Linked DNA regions of Homo sapiens: region 2 is linked to region 1. Evidence: chromatin loops called from intact Hi-C (ENCODE). Cell type or tissue: mammary epithelial cell. All regions are shown on one strand. Links, peaks and the distances in the headings refer to the core of each region. The heading gives the core; the rest is flanking DNA.

Region 1 (8,335 bases), core at 118-8,117:
CAACAGCACTACTACAAATACACATATACAAAATCGATACTTTGGATTTTTGCTGATCTGACAGGAAAAGGAGGAAGCTCCTATAATCTTAAGTATTTTCCTACGTGGCAGGCCCCTTGCTGGGGCTCCTCCTATCTCTAATCTTTGCATTTTGCCTACATCAAGTAAGGTACATCCAGATGAGGGTTTAAAACTGACCCTAGAATAGAGATAATGAGCATGGGCTCTGAAGACTAACTGAATCCTAGTCAGCTCATCACTTATGTTCTGGGTGAACCAGAGGCAACTTACTTAGTCTCACTGTGTCTCACTTTCCTCATCTGCAACACGGAGATAATAGCAAACTCCACCTTAATGGGCTGTTCTGATGACAGCACAGAGTATATGCACCCACAGTGCTAATTATTATTCATGTCCAAGGTCATAAAGCTAGCAGGGGCAGAGCTGTCTCCAGAGCCCATGGCAACGGCTACAAAGCACATGGTTTTCACTCTATACTAAGCAGCCTTCTAGTGGTTTTCCTTAAACATTGAGAAAAGCAATAAACCACTTCTCAACTCTTTTATCTGGGAAGGGATCCCCACTTGGAGGGAAGCCTGAAGCCTGGGAGGACTAAAGAGGGCAAGGGTAATTAGGAGGAAGAAGATCCCTGGGTTCTGAACCCAGGGACAGGTTGAGTCAGGAAACATTAAGCAGAACGGCCCTACAAAATCACCCCCCAGGAAGGCATGGAGAGGCGTGACTGGAATCAACTGACCAGGGGTCGGGGCAAAAACTACTCACATGCAGCAATGGCCATCTACTCTATTTTGAGCCTGTGTTTTGTTTCATATTTAGTGTATTTGATCAGGTTGTACCCTGTGGTTTTGGTGGTTGACAAGAAGTAACATGTAAATTATGCTACTACTTCAATAGTTTTTAGGGGGAAATTACTCTGTTAAATGCAAGAAAAACTTTTTAGGTATAAAAGTATAAGAAACTAAAATAGGCAAGGAGGAAACCAATCAGAAACCAGAATTTCATTTGGAGTAGTCTCTTCCCACAAAAACAGATACTGTAAAATGGAACTATGCAGAAAATAATTTGAAAGATAAACTACACTTTTAAAATCATATAGTTCCAAAGGTAAATAAACATTTTTGGAATCACTGCCAATTGCCTATATGAATTCCAAAAGGTAAGGAACTCATGAAAGAAAAACTCCAAGACTAACTCACATTATTTTGCCTTAATGGAATTGGGTTACATTCAATATTGTTTTAAATAAGTGGACCACTGGTTGGGGTCTAGAAATTGTTTGGTTAGAGGGATATTTTTGTTATAATATTTGTTATAATCAGATTTGATTTGTACATCTCCCAAAACAAATGTTGTGACACTATAAAAAAATTTCAGGATCTTACGCCAAACACAACTAGCTCTTTAAAAATTTCATTCCTTGCAGAATGAAAAGACTGTACAATTCTCTCTGATATTTATTCTGAATATTTCAGCGATGTATCCTCCACGTTCCTGAAAGCCAAAGGCACATAATTTATAGCAGGGTTTCTAAAACCGTGCCCTTTTCACTGGTTGCTGGCATTTAAAGCATGTTTTCACACATCTTGCAATGTTCTAAGACTATCCACATTGATTGGAATTACATTTTAAAAGCATTTTTAATTGAGTCCCTGTGCTGAGAGTTTTCTATGCTCCACCTGCCCTCACTTGCACTTGTTTCTTTAACATAACTCTAATTGTCGCTGTAGAAAGTTTCCACTTTATCTGGTCCTTCCTCTTAGGGTTTTCTGAGCTACAGAAACACATGCTCCTTTCCCTTATCTTTTAAGTAACATACATCTCTACAAAGAAACACAATTGATGCTAAGTTCTGATAAACAGAGAAATGTGAATCCCTCTTAAATCAAATTCCAAACCTGAGCTAAGCAAGCAAAAGTGGCATCTCAGGTAGGTGATAAAGAGTAACAAAGATTCAAGAATTCTCAAGCACAGCTGACCCCACAAAGGCTTCTTGGGCCTTTGGTGAAGATTCCACTTCTCTAAAAACAAAGGTCTGGCGGTTGGTAAGAATGAACCGCCTCAAATATGGCCTCATGTTTCCCAGGTCCTCTGTCTCACAAAAACAGGTCATGCAGGAAGCTGACTCTATACATCCAGAGGTAGAAAACATGTAGAAAAACAGATTCACTTGAAAGACATCTCCTAAACCTTTGCCAGACCCACCCTGGCTCATGTGGGAAGTTGAAATCCTGTCTGCTCAGGGGCCCCTCACTGCCCGCCCACAGTGGGAAACTTGGCCATGTTGGTTGGTTATTCTGGATTCTCCTGTGGGAAAACCACACTCTTCCCATGAGGGCAAACACCATCTTATGCCCAGTGTGTATCTTACTTTCCAGGACTCTGGCCCCTTTGTCATTCTTATTAAGAAAATATGAAATCTGCTAGAGCCCTGTTGGTATGACTCTTTGAGCAAGCTGAATTTCCATTCTGCGCACCCTCTCTCCCCAGGACAGGAGGGCTCCTTGACATTGTAGCTCTGGAAGACAACTATGTAGCAGGGCACTAATCACTGAAAGGGCATCCCCCCTCCCCCACCACCACCTCTGCAAAAAAAAAAAAAAAAAAAAAAAAAAAAAGTGTTTTGTTTCAATGGCCTAAAAAGCATAGGCCGTATAAAATCTTCCAGACTGACTTTTTTTTTTTTTTAACGGAGAAACTGAGGCTAATCTTCACTGAAAACAAAGCAACCAGGGATCACACTATGAGAGGCATTCATGTCTTGAGTAGGGGTGGGAGTATAGTCCTTAACCTCCCCTTGCTGAACCAGGTCTGCTGTTCCCCAGCACCCTGAATACTGCAATCACTCCCTTCCCTTCAGATATACTTCTGTCAAAGTCCATAGCAAGGCTGACTCACTGCCTTGTGAGACTCCTCAGTTAACTCGGTCTGAAGAAAAGAAGCTGCAAATAAATCAGTATTATAGTGCAGGGATGTGTGTTCTTTCCCCAAACAGCCAACCTTATTGACAGGGATTAGGTGTATGAGTAGTAAAATAATGAAAAGCAGCAAGAGTCTCTCCTGCTCGACAAGCATCTGTTGGGTATACTCCCTCTCCCCACACAATTAGAGGAATGCCAGAATTGTTATGGTTTACAACACTGGAGGGAGAAGTCCATTTTACAGATAATCTGACACGAAAATAAAAGAGGCTCTCTGCAAAAACGGTAAACTGTGAGATCACAGTCCTCGGGCCACTCGTTGAGCTCGTCAGGGTAGTTATTAGCTTTTCCTACCAGTAGAAGCACACAACACTAGCATGGCAGGTGAATGTCTTTTAAAATCAGGATTTAGACTGACAGGAACCCAGAAGGTTCTTCCTCTTTGGTCTCCAATTTCATCCATTATGAGCAGCAAGTAGTTTTGCTGTAAAATACATAAAAGTCACATTCTCAGCCAAGGTTGAACTATCCCTAAACACAAAATCCCCAATGGAATTAAATATGTGCTAGGATCAGCTAAAGTTAATTCTCAACCATCTGCATGTACAAGATCCATTTTGTAGATTTTTTTTTAGGCAAAATTTAATCTCAATAATTTCCCTGTGGCCTGGCACACTTCTAGTTTGCTCCTTTCTGCTGTTAGTTTTGTGTTTGTTTGTGGAATGCAAGTTAATTTAAATATTAACCCTCCAAAGAATAAACACAACCAGGTCATTTTCAAATTACTCATACTGTACACTAAAAAAACAAACAAAAAAAAAACCAATAAGGACCTACTATATTGGGCAACTTTACCACTCCCATGTTACACAGATAGAGAAGAAGACTGCCAAAAATCACAAGGATGGTAAATAGCATAAGGCATGATTTGAACCCAGACCACCTGGTTCCAGAGGATGAGTGTCTAGCTGGTATTGCTACACTGTTTCCTGCCTACTGGCTGTCTAGAGTTCATAGCATGCCACATGCACAGAAGTAGACAGGTCCCAACACACACCAGCTTCCCAACCTTAAGAAATGCAGTTTGAACAGAGTATGTAGAGTCACCTTGAGTCACCGTTAACAAGGGTGATATTTTAGCTTTAAAAGCACAGCAAACATGAATACCTGCTTGAGCAGTGGGAAAGGAGGGGGAGGAAAGACTGAGGCATATCTGTCTGTAAAACAGGTCTTTTACAAAAATATGCTTACCCTTGCATCTCTGGTCACTGCCTGAGGGTGCAGTGTACCAATCTTTTTGACGTGGCCTAAGTAAATTTCTCTTGAACTCATTCTTTTCATTTGTGAGCCTTTTGTTGTGCTTTTGCCCAGGGTCTCATAATTTTGGAGTCATGCTGAGTCAAGTCGGTGTAGTCTCTTTCTTTCTTCTGGCTTGTTAATGGTGATAAACTTCTTGCCTTATTGTCTTCTCAAGTTTTTTTTTCTTTCTTTTTTTTTTCTTATTTAACTGTTACTCATTTTACTCTTTAGCTATCCCCTCTAAGGTGAGTCTTTTCAAGTTTTCTACTTGCACGATTTCCCTACCTCCTCTCTTGAGTAATAAACCCTGGAAGAACTACCAACTACTTAATCACATAGATGCATTTATCCCCATTCAGTGTCTGTCATTTCAGGGGTTTCTTCCTCATGAACTTCAGATCTAGGCCTTTACCATTTGACCATCTAGTACTGAAACAAGCAAAATATCTTCTGAGAGCTGAAACGTGGGGAGCATTCATGTAACTTTTTTGAGTGGAGCACAGCCATGTAACGCATGCCCCCATTTCTGAGAAAATCCTGACCTCTTCTCACTGGTCACTGCTCTCTAGGATTAAGATGCTGCAAAGACTAAAACAATTGGGCCATTCCCACTTTTAACAAACTCAGTAAATTCCTATTCTTTCCTAGATTTGGTCACATGAAGTACTGGAACAAGCACAATTACACAAAGGTATAATCCATTCTTTTTGTCACCAGTAGCAGAGGGGAATCCAATAAATGAGGTTGGAGAACAGAATGTTGAAAGGAAGCCTTAGCCTCTTCCTTGCTCAGACACTAGGTGAAATAATACCAACAAAACAATGTGAGTGATGGTGCCCAGAGCGCCTCAGACCAAAACTGCAGGCCAAAAAAAAAGACATAGCTTAATTTTCCTGACTATTCAAATATATTTTTAGTAACTCTTCAACTATCACTGAAACGCACTCTTCCAAAAGACATTTTAATTGCCTAAATACAGTTTCTGCCTATTCTTGCCCATGTTTTTTAAACATTTTTCTGGCCTCACTACTTATTCCAAATCTTCTACTTGTCAGAGAAGGCATATTCTGTGACAATTTCCATCTATCAAACGGTGGTGAGTTTTGCTGGCTTTTAAACAACTGCCATAGACCTATTTAGATAAACTGTTCAGAGGGACCTATCTCTGAAGCCTAACCACCTCCACTGACCATGTGTGCACTGAAAATGAACTCCTCAGCTTCTGAGTCAATACTCAAGGGGAACTTTCATTTGGAGACATTTTAAAGGAAGAAAAAATATGCATACAATCCTAAGCCAGGGAGACTTTATATTTTGGTTTGTGATAGGGAAAATACATGCACAAATGAAGCCTGGGGAAGCCTAAATGCAAAATGAAATAATCGAGCAGAAGGATGGCGGGCTTCTCCGACACTCAATCATTTTCAGTCACACTATGTTGTCCAGTAACCTGCATTGATAATTCCTCATGAATAAAATGCCAGCATTATCATCTGCAGCTACATTGTTGACATGCTTTTGCTATTTCACTAAAAATACCATTAATTTTCTGGCTTCACAACAGCTGAGCTACTCTCCATTTGAATATACAAAAGAGTATTTTGTTTAAAGCAAATTAAAAGCGTTCCAGTAGATGACTTCCATTTGCTAGCTATACTATTTTAGCATATACTGTTCTTCTTAATCCTCCCCACCTCAACGTCATGCCTGTCATCTCCCCAGTCCAAAATACTTCTATTATTAAAATTTTGTTTTAAGTTGAGGAGGGGGAATCTGGAAACTATTTCTGTTGTAACATTCTTGGCCTGCAAGCCACCTGACTGGCATGGTAAAGAGCGTGGCTTTTTGAGGGTTACAAGATACGGTGACCTCCTTGATTCTCTCACCTCTGTGAGCCAAGGTACATAAGCAACAAAATTTTCCAGTTTGGTATCGGAAGGGTAAACTGCTAAACACACACACCGAATACACCTTCCACTTCCCATCTAGATACGTTCCGACATCCTCCACTTCAGTCAGAAAGAAAACCACTACTCCTGCCAAGCCCTCCTGGCATCTCACCACTTTATTTGTTCCCATTTGTATCTAATGCTTTTGTCAACAGTTCAACAAAAGTCAAAGCAAACAACCCACTGCAAACACTGGGGGTAACAGCAACAAGCATGAATCCTTCACAATTATCCAGCCCAGCTGCTCACAGCTCGTCTGGGCTGCTTTCATTAACAACAATGTCAACAAAAGACTGAAACCCACCCAGTAACTAGATGGGTCAATACCACCACTGTATACCCTCTGTAGGAGGAAACGCTGTTCTCCTTTGTTGCTTGGGCAAACATGTAGAATAATTCAGTCAGATGGACAAGTGCTTGTCTAATCATTTGTTATGTGAATTATTCAACGACTTTTCACGTAAACTACTAAATAGGGCTCTTCAAATATTTCTGTGGCACTTCCAGCTGTCCAACTGTGGAAGTGCATAAAAGGAACAAAGGCAGATGAAAAGAGAAATCATGACCCGAGTTAGTTCCCAGTGATAATCTTTAGTTTAAGAATCTCGAATCTTCATGACTAATCCTTTTAGGCCTAACCCTTGCCTGGCATTTTCACTAGCATCCAATCTTTACTATGTGGACCAGATTGAGGGTGGGGTCGTGTAGAAAATCCTGACTTCGAAGCTCCACACTATCTTTACCTTGCTCAGCTTTAAATGGTACCCCAACTCCCCACCTTCCTTTCACAAGCACTTCCAATAGGCAGGATACGCATTTCGGATTTTTAATGGAGTATTTTAAAAACATACACATCCGTAAACAGACTATAAAACACAGTGTCAAAGCAGCTGTTCCTAGAGATTATCTTTAATGTTTTATATACATATATATATGTGTATATGTATGTTATATTTTAGAATTCCCTGGATGAATTTTGATTAAAACTATTGACATTTATTTAACAAAGAATTATTTTAAGATAAAACAGTTCTAAGTTCCCTTTCTTTCCTCTTAAGTGTATAGCTTATGAAATCATGTACAAACCAAGCAGCCTGGCGAGAAGGAGAAGGGCCCCTGACGTGGGCCCTGGCCCTCAGTTGGCTGAGCAACACCCTGTAAGACCAAGGGGGCATGCCCACACACAGCCTTTGTCCGTGGCCTCTACACCATGAGCTGGGTACCCAGGACCCTGAAATTCCCTGCCCTAACACCCCAGGCCCACTTCCAGGGTTTACTCAGTCTCAGTCCTCTTCCTGAAGCCTCCCAGGGTTAGATCAAGCTGCTGGTTTGAGTGTGTCTAGATCTGGGCGCAGCTGTAGGGGTTCGATGAAGCTTTGAAGTAAGAACTAGGGTGTGTACAAGAAAATACGTGAGGACCCACGTGGTTAAAGCAATGAACTCCAAAGTGCCTGAGAATTTTAAATTCCAACCTGGTCTTTCAGGTTATCACTAAGGTGTATTTATTTATTGGATTTATAACTTTTAAATACTTCAGTGTATGGTATGAGGGCCTCCATTTGGACTCTTTCACTGTCCCTGGGTAGGCCCAACAGGTTAAGTATCAGGTACAGTTTTTGGTAGCCCAGTCTTAAAATGCTGAAGCCACTGCAATCACCAAATGTTTCCATGTAATGTTGTGTGTCTAAGAAAACAAGCAGCATTTTTTTCCCCTAAACATTTTCACTTTTATAGATACACATATCTACAACACTAATTAAAGTGCTGATTTTATTTCTATTACTGCTTTTAAAACACAGTAAGAGTAGAAAAGTTAAAAATAAAATTCAAGAATTATGGCTATTTACCAGCCTAGTACATAGGAACATGACAGAGATTTTAAGAAACTGTTAAAAATAGATGAAGGGGTGGGGCGTGATGGCTCACGCCTGTAATCCCAACACTTTGGGAGGCTGAGGTGGGTGGATCGCCTGAGGTCAGAAGTTCGAAACCAGCCTGGCCAACATGGTGAAACCACATCTTTACTAAAAAATACCAAAAACAAAAAATTATCCAGGTGTGTGGTGGCACGTGCCTATAATCCCAGTTACTTGGGAGGCTGAGGCAGGAGAATCGTTTGAACCCAGGAGACAGAGATTGCAGTGAGCC
Region 2 (8,335 bases), core at 315-8,314, 59 kb after region 1:
ATAGGAAAATATTTTTCTGTGATTTTCATATACAGACACACTTCAAGTACTTCTGAACACAATTATACAACTCATTTCTAAAAAGAAAAAGTCTTGAAGTTAAAGCTAAATTTAATAGTTATCATTCAGTACTATATAGTTTTTTTAAGTTTAAAAAAATGCGGTAAACCAGACGCAAGCAATATTAAGCAGGTATATTAATCAACACATGGGGGCTAAATTAAAAAGAGACTTCATCTAACAGTATGTAAATATACCCCTTGTTCCTGTCAAACTCCAAAAAGCCTGACTTCAGATGCTCACAATCGCTCCAGCCAATGTTCTGTTAGCTTATGCACTACTCTTCAGGAATTGTTTTGCTTTTTCCTAAATACGATCATTTAATTTTTAAATAAAAACATTTTAAAATAAATTCTAATGCAGCAGCTGCCGTTTTGGTAGCGAGACTGTCACACAGAGAGCCGGTGTTAAAAGATCAGATTAAGAGCCTTCAGTCCTGGCACAGTGATGCTCACAGCCATGCAAGAGTGATTTTCCATGCCTCTGAAGAGACAGGAAACAGAATTCATCTTCCTCTACTAACCTGCTCCTCCCCTCCCTCCAGATTATGGTCCATCTGGCTTCAGGGCAGAAGCAAGGAGTCCAATGCTCACAGAATGCACAGAAGAAGAAACAAGGTGGACGATGTTCAGATAAAAAACATCAGAGATGCCCTGATTTGAAGGAAACAAACATGTTTGTGTCTCACACAATAAAAGATACACACATACCTTAGGAAACTAGAAAAAGATGAGTAAATTAAATCTAAAGTAAGCAAAAGAAAATATATACACAGAACTAGCATTTAGAAAACCATGGCATAGATCACGGGTGTCCAATCTTTTGGCTTCCCTGGGCCACACTGGAAGAAGAAATCACACACACATCCCATTTTATGTGGGCTACACATAAAATACACTAACGATAACTGATGAGCTTAAAAAAAATTGCAAAGAAAAATCTCATACTGTTTTAAGAAAGTTTAAAATTTGTGTTGGGCCACTTTCAAAGCTATCCTGGGCCACATGTGGCCCACAGGCCCTGGGGTTGCACAAGCTTGGCATAAATCATTATACGTGAGTCAAGGATTTCAACCAAGAAATGTCAAAGTATTTGGGAAATAAATAGTTAAGTGGTATGACAACAGTTAAGTATGACACCTTTCTTCCCAGACTAGAGCAAATGAGTTGTCAGTATCTCCCCATGGCTTTCACCTACAGGTACAACTTCCTTAGACAATTAATTTCAGTCCAGTCTTGCTCAGCACCACTACCATTATACATTCTGTTCCCACTGGGCCTGCTCACACAAACAACATAATTCATGTGGGAAAACAACTCATTGGCAAATCAGCTTCATCAACATCCCCAAGACAACCTTCTACTTCTGAACACAACCCACAGATCCTGCAGAAATGTGATGAGACCAAAGCCATACCAGCGATCATATACAGGGGTCTGTGCCTACAGAGGCCCAAAGTCTAATACCACCCCAGGGATAATTCGAACTTTTCCCTGTCACCTTAGAACATGACACCCCAGCCTGGTTACAGCTCTGTAGGTCACACATTCTTCCCATTCTCCATCTCCATAAAGCAGAGCTGCTTAAAGTAAAAAATACACACTAGTCTGGATCAGGCAGGGGGCAGTCAGGTTTCCAAAAGAAATGCAGATACACCCCTTGACTCTCATTCACCAAGCCATCTAATCTAGCCATAAGCAAATCCTAAGTAAAAACAGGCAAATGGGGACATGACTGGTGGTAGGTTTTGTGGTCACAGCTAAAGGAGGAGAAAAGACAACATACCCTTTGTTTATCAAGACCCAAAAGAGCATGTGAATTCAGAGTGTCAACAAGATTTGTGAATATGAGTGCCCCCTCCCCAGTATATACCTATGAAGGGTACCCATAGTTACTCAAGTCTAACCCAGTCCAGACCAAAGAAAAAAATCATATACAGCAATCTGCATATCTATAATACACATGCAGGCTCAAATATTGGCCACATAACATTGGCACATGCCCGCTGGCAAGCAGGTGAATGAACCTCTCTCCTGAAAAGCAGTGACACAACACACTTATAGAACAACTGAAAGGGTAGGAAGAAAAGTGCCTCTGTGCCTTCTCAGCCCACAGCACAAAGTATTGCGGCTACAAGACATGCAGATATTTCATTAGCTCCTTCCTTCTTAGAGTGGATCTTACCTGAGCAAATGAAGGCATTCAGTAATCCAGAAGCAAAAAATTATCTTTTTCCAGTATTCTCACTTCAACTTTGTAACTACCAAAAGTAAGCAGGGAGAGAAAAAAAAACCACAAGGAAGCCAACAAGCACTAGAAATGCATCGCTTTATTCCAACCTGTGCCTGTTTGCTGATGGCATGCACTTCCCCTGTAGGTGAGCAAGAGAACTAGTGAGCCGCATGCCAGGCCTTAGCAATGTGCTAAGCCTACCATCACCAAAGCCTAATTTTGAGAAAAGTGGCACTCAGAGAAACGAGTTCAATGAGTTCATCTTGCAGGTCTTTTCCCAAAAGCACAATAATATAAAGACTTAATCAGGAAACAAGAAGTAAATGTTTAAAAGTAGCTAGCCAAAAGCTTCATTAGTTTGTTTACTACAAAAAGTCTTTCCATTTGATATGTCTTCTGCCAATTCTTAATGCCCAATGACAATAGTACAGAGTAAGCTCCTGTTTTCCTGGCAATTTTTCAGTCTACCCTATTAGGTACCATTATGACAAACAAGCATAATTCTGAGCAACACGACAAAGATAGCAAAATATTTTAACGACTGAATTTTGCTTAGCCCAACTAGAAAATATTCCATTATGTAAACACATATAAATTATATCCCACAGAAAGTTACTAAGGTATACAAGTTGGAGTGAGAACACTGTTTCTTAGAAATGAAAATAAAATACAAACACCAAGAGACTGGCAAGGCCAGAGAGTCAGTTCTACAATCCCTTTTCTGCAAAACCACTAAAATGGCAACTTCTAGTCCAGTGCCTAAAATCAACTACCTTACCTCTTGGGACAGGAAAGGAATGACTTGTGCACAGATAGCATTCAGCCTCTTGACAATCTCTGCCTGCAAAAAATAAGGGAAAGGAAAGCAATAAAGAGAACAGTCAGCTGGTTACAGATTCCCCAAATATTAACAGGATGATATTAAAACATACTTTATAATTTGGCTGGCATATTTCCTAAGGAAGAGGAAAACTATCTCATCAGTAAGCCCATTAAAAGGAAGCAGTGACAACAGTGCCACATTAACAGCACAATTTATTAACCAGCATTCATCTTAAAAAGTTAACCTTCAAGCATCAGGGCAATATAAAATGGAATTTAATTTCCATGACTGGAAATCAGTTTTCAACAGCCTTCACCAGGACCCTTGCTCATACTAATGTTTTCCATAAAACCTGCAGTCTTCTAAGTCTTAAGAATTTAGATAAGTAAAGATACATTCTTTCCTACATCTCAACTCCATCAATTAGCAAATCATTGGATTTCTATATTTGTGGCCTTTGCTTTAAAAACATTGGTGCTGTGATTTTAAACTCAAGACCCTAAACTTCTGAAACAGCAGCACCCAAACAACCCAAAAAAGTTGGCTAATTCGGATTCTTACAAATTCTTGGAGAACAAAATGTTTTCTTCAACCATAAAAATTTCCAAATGTGTCCTACCAAGGTTTTCAGTGTGCAGAGGTTGAGATATGCTAAAATCTTATTACACTTAGCAGGAAGCAATCTGTATGTATCTGGAAACTATCCTTGGGAACTTTTTTTTTTTTTTTTTTTTTTTACTGTGGATATGCAAAAGTCCCAACAATGTCAAAGAACAGTCTATTCTCTAATAATTTTTATAAGTACAGACATTTTAAACCAATAAGATGCTACAGTAAGTTAAAAGAAAAACCACCACTACATGTTTTCTTTAAAAAGTTACTCACAGTTTTACCAATGTTTATCTTAATTTGTATTTTTCAGATGGTGCCTTGTATATTTTGTGATGTATAAATACACAGTTTTTTTTAATACACGTACATACAAAATAGTTTATATTTTAATGATGGAATGGAGGAAAGAGAGCTAAGAAGAATTGAAAGGCAGAAAATGTAAAGCAATTACTATCCCTAAGACATTCTTAAATTCCATCCAGGGTCAGTTCCTCATTTTATGTGAGGCCCAAAATGCCTTTTCTTGCCAAGTCATTACCAGAATGACAGTGACACTCTACTTGTGCAATCTAGGCTTCCTTCTTTCATCAGCAACCCTTCTAACTGTGTAGCTATGCAATCTTTTAAATGCCAGCACCTTAAAAACTTTACCAGCCAAAAGAAAACACAAATTCACCATGAAGTTTCAAATCCAAGCTTTCCATTCCAGCCTGCATTCCTAACAGTATGGACAAAAACCCAGCACCAATAAGCTGCAGTGAATAAGGACCCAACTGTGCTGACCTGATTTAATTTACTGCACTGGCCCCATGGAGCATTTAGCCATCCTTTAAGAATGCTTAAGCCACCATGAAGAGCTGCAATGGGAATCACCAAACCACTCTCCACCTGGACGAACATACCACAGTGGTTATGGGGTGAAATTCCAGGGTGAGCAATAAAAATAGAGTAGCATTCACCAGGCTGAAAGTACAGCATCTCAAATGCATTTGGTTGTTAAGCTTTTTGCAGGGAGAGGTGGAGGGGGAGAGAATAAAAGATAATGAGACACTTTGGGGCAGACCAAACTGATGATTCTAATGCTTAGAACCATCTGCCAAGCATATTTTCGTCATTATGTTGTTTACATAAATAAAATAGTCCCTTGCTAGGAGGGCTGAAAAATGTGTGGGCACATAAGAAAACTGAGTTCTTTAGTTCGCCTACATAATCTAGGCAATAAAAACGACTCTAAGGAAACTTATTCATCTGGTGAAATAAAATTTTGGACCTAGGCTGTATTAAGTCTGAGCAACTATTTTTTAAAAAAATTCTACATTTTCTTAAAAATAAATGTAAAAAGGAGAAGAGCCTTTTTATTCAATCACATAGGTTAACACACACACAACAGAAACGGGAGGGCAGAAACCTTCCAAACTTCCGTTAAAGATCTCCTTTTGTTTAAAAGACTTCTTAATTTCTTTAAGTTGTCATGCCAATGGATTTTCATGGTCAGGCTAATTGGCAGTGGGGGGGTGGGGTGTGTGTGTGATTTCATAAAATTAAGCAGGTCATTCTTCACTTTGAAATCTAAAGTTGCCTCGGAAACACTGCTGCTCCCATGGTCATCTAATTTCGCCTCTTTTGTCCCACAGGACCCAGCTTTAGGGAGGCATCATTTATTTACAGGCCTTTCCACTGGGCTTTAGCGATCAGCCAATAACACTGTGGACACACACTTCTAATGGCCTATGTTTTGAAACTGAGTCTAATATAATGGCGTGGGGCCCAAACTCCTTTTCCAGCACAGCCATTAAAGGATGTAGGTTATTGCTGTTGTCACCATTGATATTTGTCATTGTAATGTAATTAGGGCCCTAAAATGATGCATTACAGCCCTTGGCACAGCTTCTATTAAAATCTTTTCTTCTGCTCACTGAACTGCGACCTGCTTTCTGATGAATAACAGACAGACAGCTTTAGGGTAAGGAGCAGATTCATCAAAGAAGTATTTTTCAGCTTTGGGGAAAGAAGGAAAAAAAGGCAACCTAGGAGGAAAAGCAATAGGGGAGGAAAAGCCACAACACACATTTGAATTTCATCTGACCACTTGAAATTCTGATTGCATCTGATGAATCTTGCTTAGACAATATATTCCCAGTCTTTGAATCACATGGTTAATCAGGGCTCTAATCTGCTATCCATCAGGCTACGCCAGTACTGTTAGCTTCCAATCAAATTTATAGGTGATGTGGGTCATGCATCCCTGAGCAAGTACATTCACAGATAGCCCATTTAAACAGGCAGGGATTCTGAAATATTGCTGTTAGGGTTACTAGATATTATAATGGTATTTGATGCTTTATGGACACTGCTAAACTATTGCCTTCAGATGCTCATGATATTCTAAAATAGCATTAACAGCCCCAATAAAAGGACAATTGTTCATGTCAAAATGTAACAAAAAGATCATACTGACAGCCACACTTTGTCAAACACATTAACAATTTTTGACAATTCCATTCTATCTTCCCTATCAAGATGCTCATTTAAAAAACAATAAAAGTTGCAGATGTATTTTCCTACCCTCAACTCACTACCATTCTATTTCCTCTCTCTCAAAATTACCCACCTTTACACCATTCTCCAACAAAAAAATAAATAAAATAAAAATGATCACCATCCCTGCTAAAGAAAACCTTGGTTTGGATAAAATATCTCAGAAAAATGTAAAGACAAAAAAGGCATTCTACGAAAATCCCTTGGCTACGCACTCAACACATGACATGTGACTGTCAACAGGCTAACTCTACAGTACTGATGGACAGTGGCCTAGGAGCATGACCAGGTAGTAACGAAACAGGAAAACACAGAAAAGAATCTTTTATCCTTTATTTCTTCATACTCCAAAACTCAAGAATCATTGGAAAATTTATCATCTATCTTACATCATGGGAAAGTGATGTCATGTGTTGAAAAGAAAGCTGTAACTCAATCACTAGGTTAAAAAGTAACAAATACTAACGCACACAATACCAAATACATATTTCCTTTATCACATAACAAATTTTACTAATCATTTAAAAGACAAAAACTTAGTTAACCCTATACCTGAATTTAACTACATTCCCTGAAATAGACCTGATACAATAAAAATCTGATTTTTATTTAGATCATTTCAGCCTATATGATTTCCTTAAAAAGACATAAATTTTATTTTAAAAACATAATAAACTTGGGTGAAAGTACCAATAGCTTTATTTTAGTAATCAAACGGATATATCAAAAGCAATTGTTGATTTTAAAAACTGTTTGATGGGTTTGTCTCTCATCAAAATAGGAACAACATTACTACATATGTATTGTTGAAATAAAACAGAATAACAAAGCGTTATTAGGAAACCATTTCAGCAGCTAACTTAAAGCAATTACAGTTTTAGGAAACATTCCTGAAGAATAACTTTTTACCATTCGTTTTCTGTACAGCAGTTTCTTGCCAAAATTTTTTTAAAGATGAATCTATTTATTTTATTGAATGTTTATCAAGAACATACATTCATCCACTTTAATATCAACATTTTTTAAAAAGGTGACAAAGAAGTCCTACTTACCCTGCCTGAAATACTTTTTGGAATAAACACAAATAAATCTTGCAACCTTATCACTTCACTTCACCACTAGAGAACAAAGACTGCAATTCTTTAAAATTTCAATCAGAAAATATCTTGATTTGTTCCAAATTTTCTAAAGAAACTGTACAACTTCTGAAACTGATCTTGCCTGACCCTAGATTAAAAAGTCAGAGGACTAATGAGAAATTCTAACTTAAAATCCAGACTAAATATAAGGAAAAATTTTCAAGTAGTACTATTTCTCTAAACTGACAACTCCATTTTTACCTTATCAAAAATCAATTTTACAAAAGTGTTAATAACATGTAACACATAAAACTAATCTTAGCTATTAACTCCTATTCAACATAGTGTTGGAAGTTCTGGCCAGGGCAAACAGGCAAGAGAAAGAAATAAAGGGTGTTCAATTAGGTAAAGTCAAATTGTCTCTGTTTGCAGATGACATGATTGTATATTTAGAAAACCCCATCGTCTCAGCCCAAAATCTCCATAAGCTGATAAGCAACTTCAGCAAAGTCTCAGAATTGGAAAAAACTACTTTAAAGTTCATATGGAACCAAAAAAAAAGCCCGCATTGCCAAGACAATCCTAAGCAAAAAGAACAAAGCTGGAGGCACCATGCTACCTGATTTCAAACTATACTACAAGGCTACAGTAACCAAAACAGCATGGTACTGGTACCAAAACAGCATGGTACTGGTACCAAAACAGAGATATAGACCAATGGAACAGCACAGAGGCCTCAGAAATAACACCACACACCTATAACCAACCATCTGACCTTTGACAAACCTGACAAAAACAAGCAATGGGGAAAGGATTCCCCATTTAATAAATGGTGCTGGGAAAACTGGATAGCCATATGTAGAAAGCTGAAACTGGATCCCTTCCTTACACCTTACATAAAAATTAACTCAAGATGGATGAAAGACTTAAGTGTAAGACCTAACACCATAAAAACCTCAGAAGAAAACCTAGGCAATACCATTCAGAACAC

Evidence for each region. A loop is a pair of places that touch in the nucleus more often than their neighbours do. Peaks named below come from ENCODE experiments on the same cell type or tissue, not always from the same donor. Only the 100,000 strongest peaks of a DNase experiment are listed, where the experiment ranks them.
Region 2: it touches region 1 in a loop (3-fold over the local background); 4 of 110 quality-filtered maps call a loop at or near these places.

What each region holds. Positions count from the first base shown.
Region 1 is chr9:79,666,297-79,674,631 of GRCh38, reverse strand. The region is part of intron 8 of TLE4 (TLE family member 4, transcriptional corepressor); the gene reads right to left. Among named protein-coding and RNA genes, the nearest start is that of TLE4, 98 kb to the right of the region's middle. In mammary epithelial cell, for the core only: no CTCF peak of the experiment used is centred there; a DNase peak (open chromatin) is centred at 4,031; H3K27ac peaks cover 2,047 bases.
Region 2 is chr9:79,607,454-79,615,788 of GRCh38, reverse strand. TLE4 (TLE family member 4, transcriptional corepressor) reads right to left here. Exons shown (of 20, transcript NM_007005.6): 5 at 3,071-3,133. LOC124902329 (a long non-coding RNA gene) reads right to left here and starts at 3,064. Exons shown (of 2, transcript XR_007061903.1): 1 at 2,245-3,064; 2 at 1-713. RefSeq lists an enhancer at 3,947-6,619. In mammary epithelial cell, for the core only: no CTCF peak of the experiment used is centred there; a DNase peak (open chromatin) is centred at 4,608.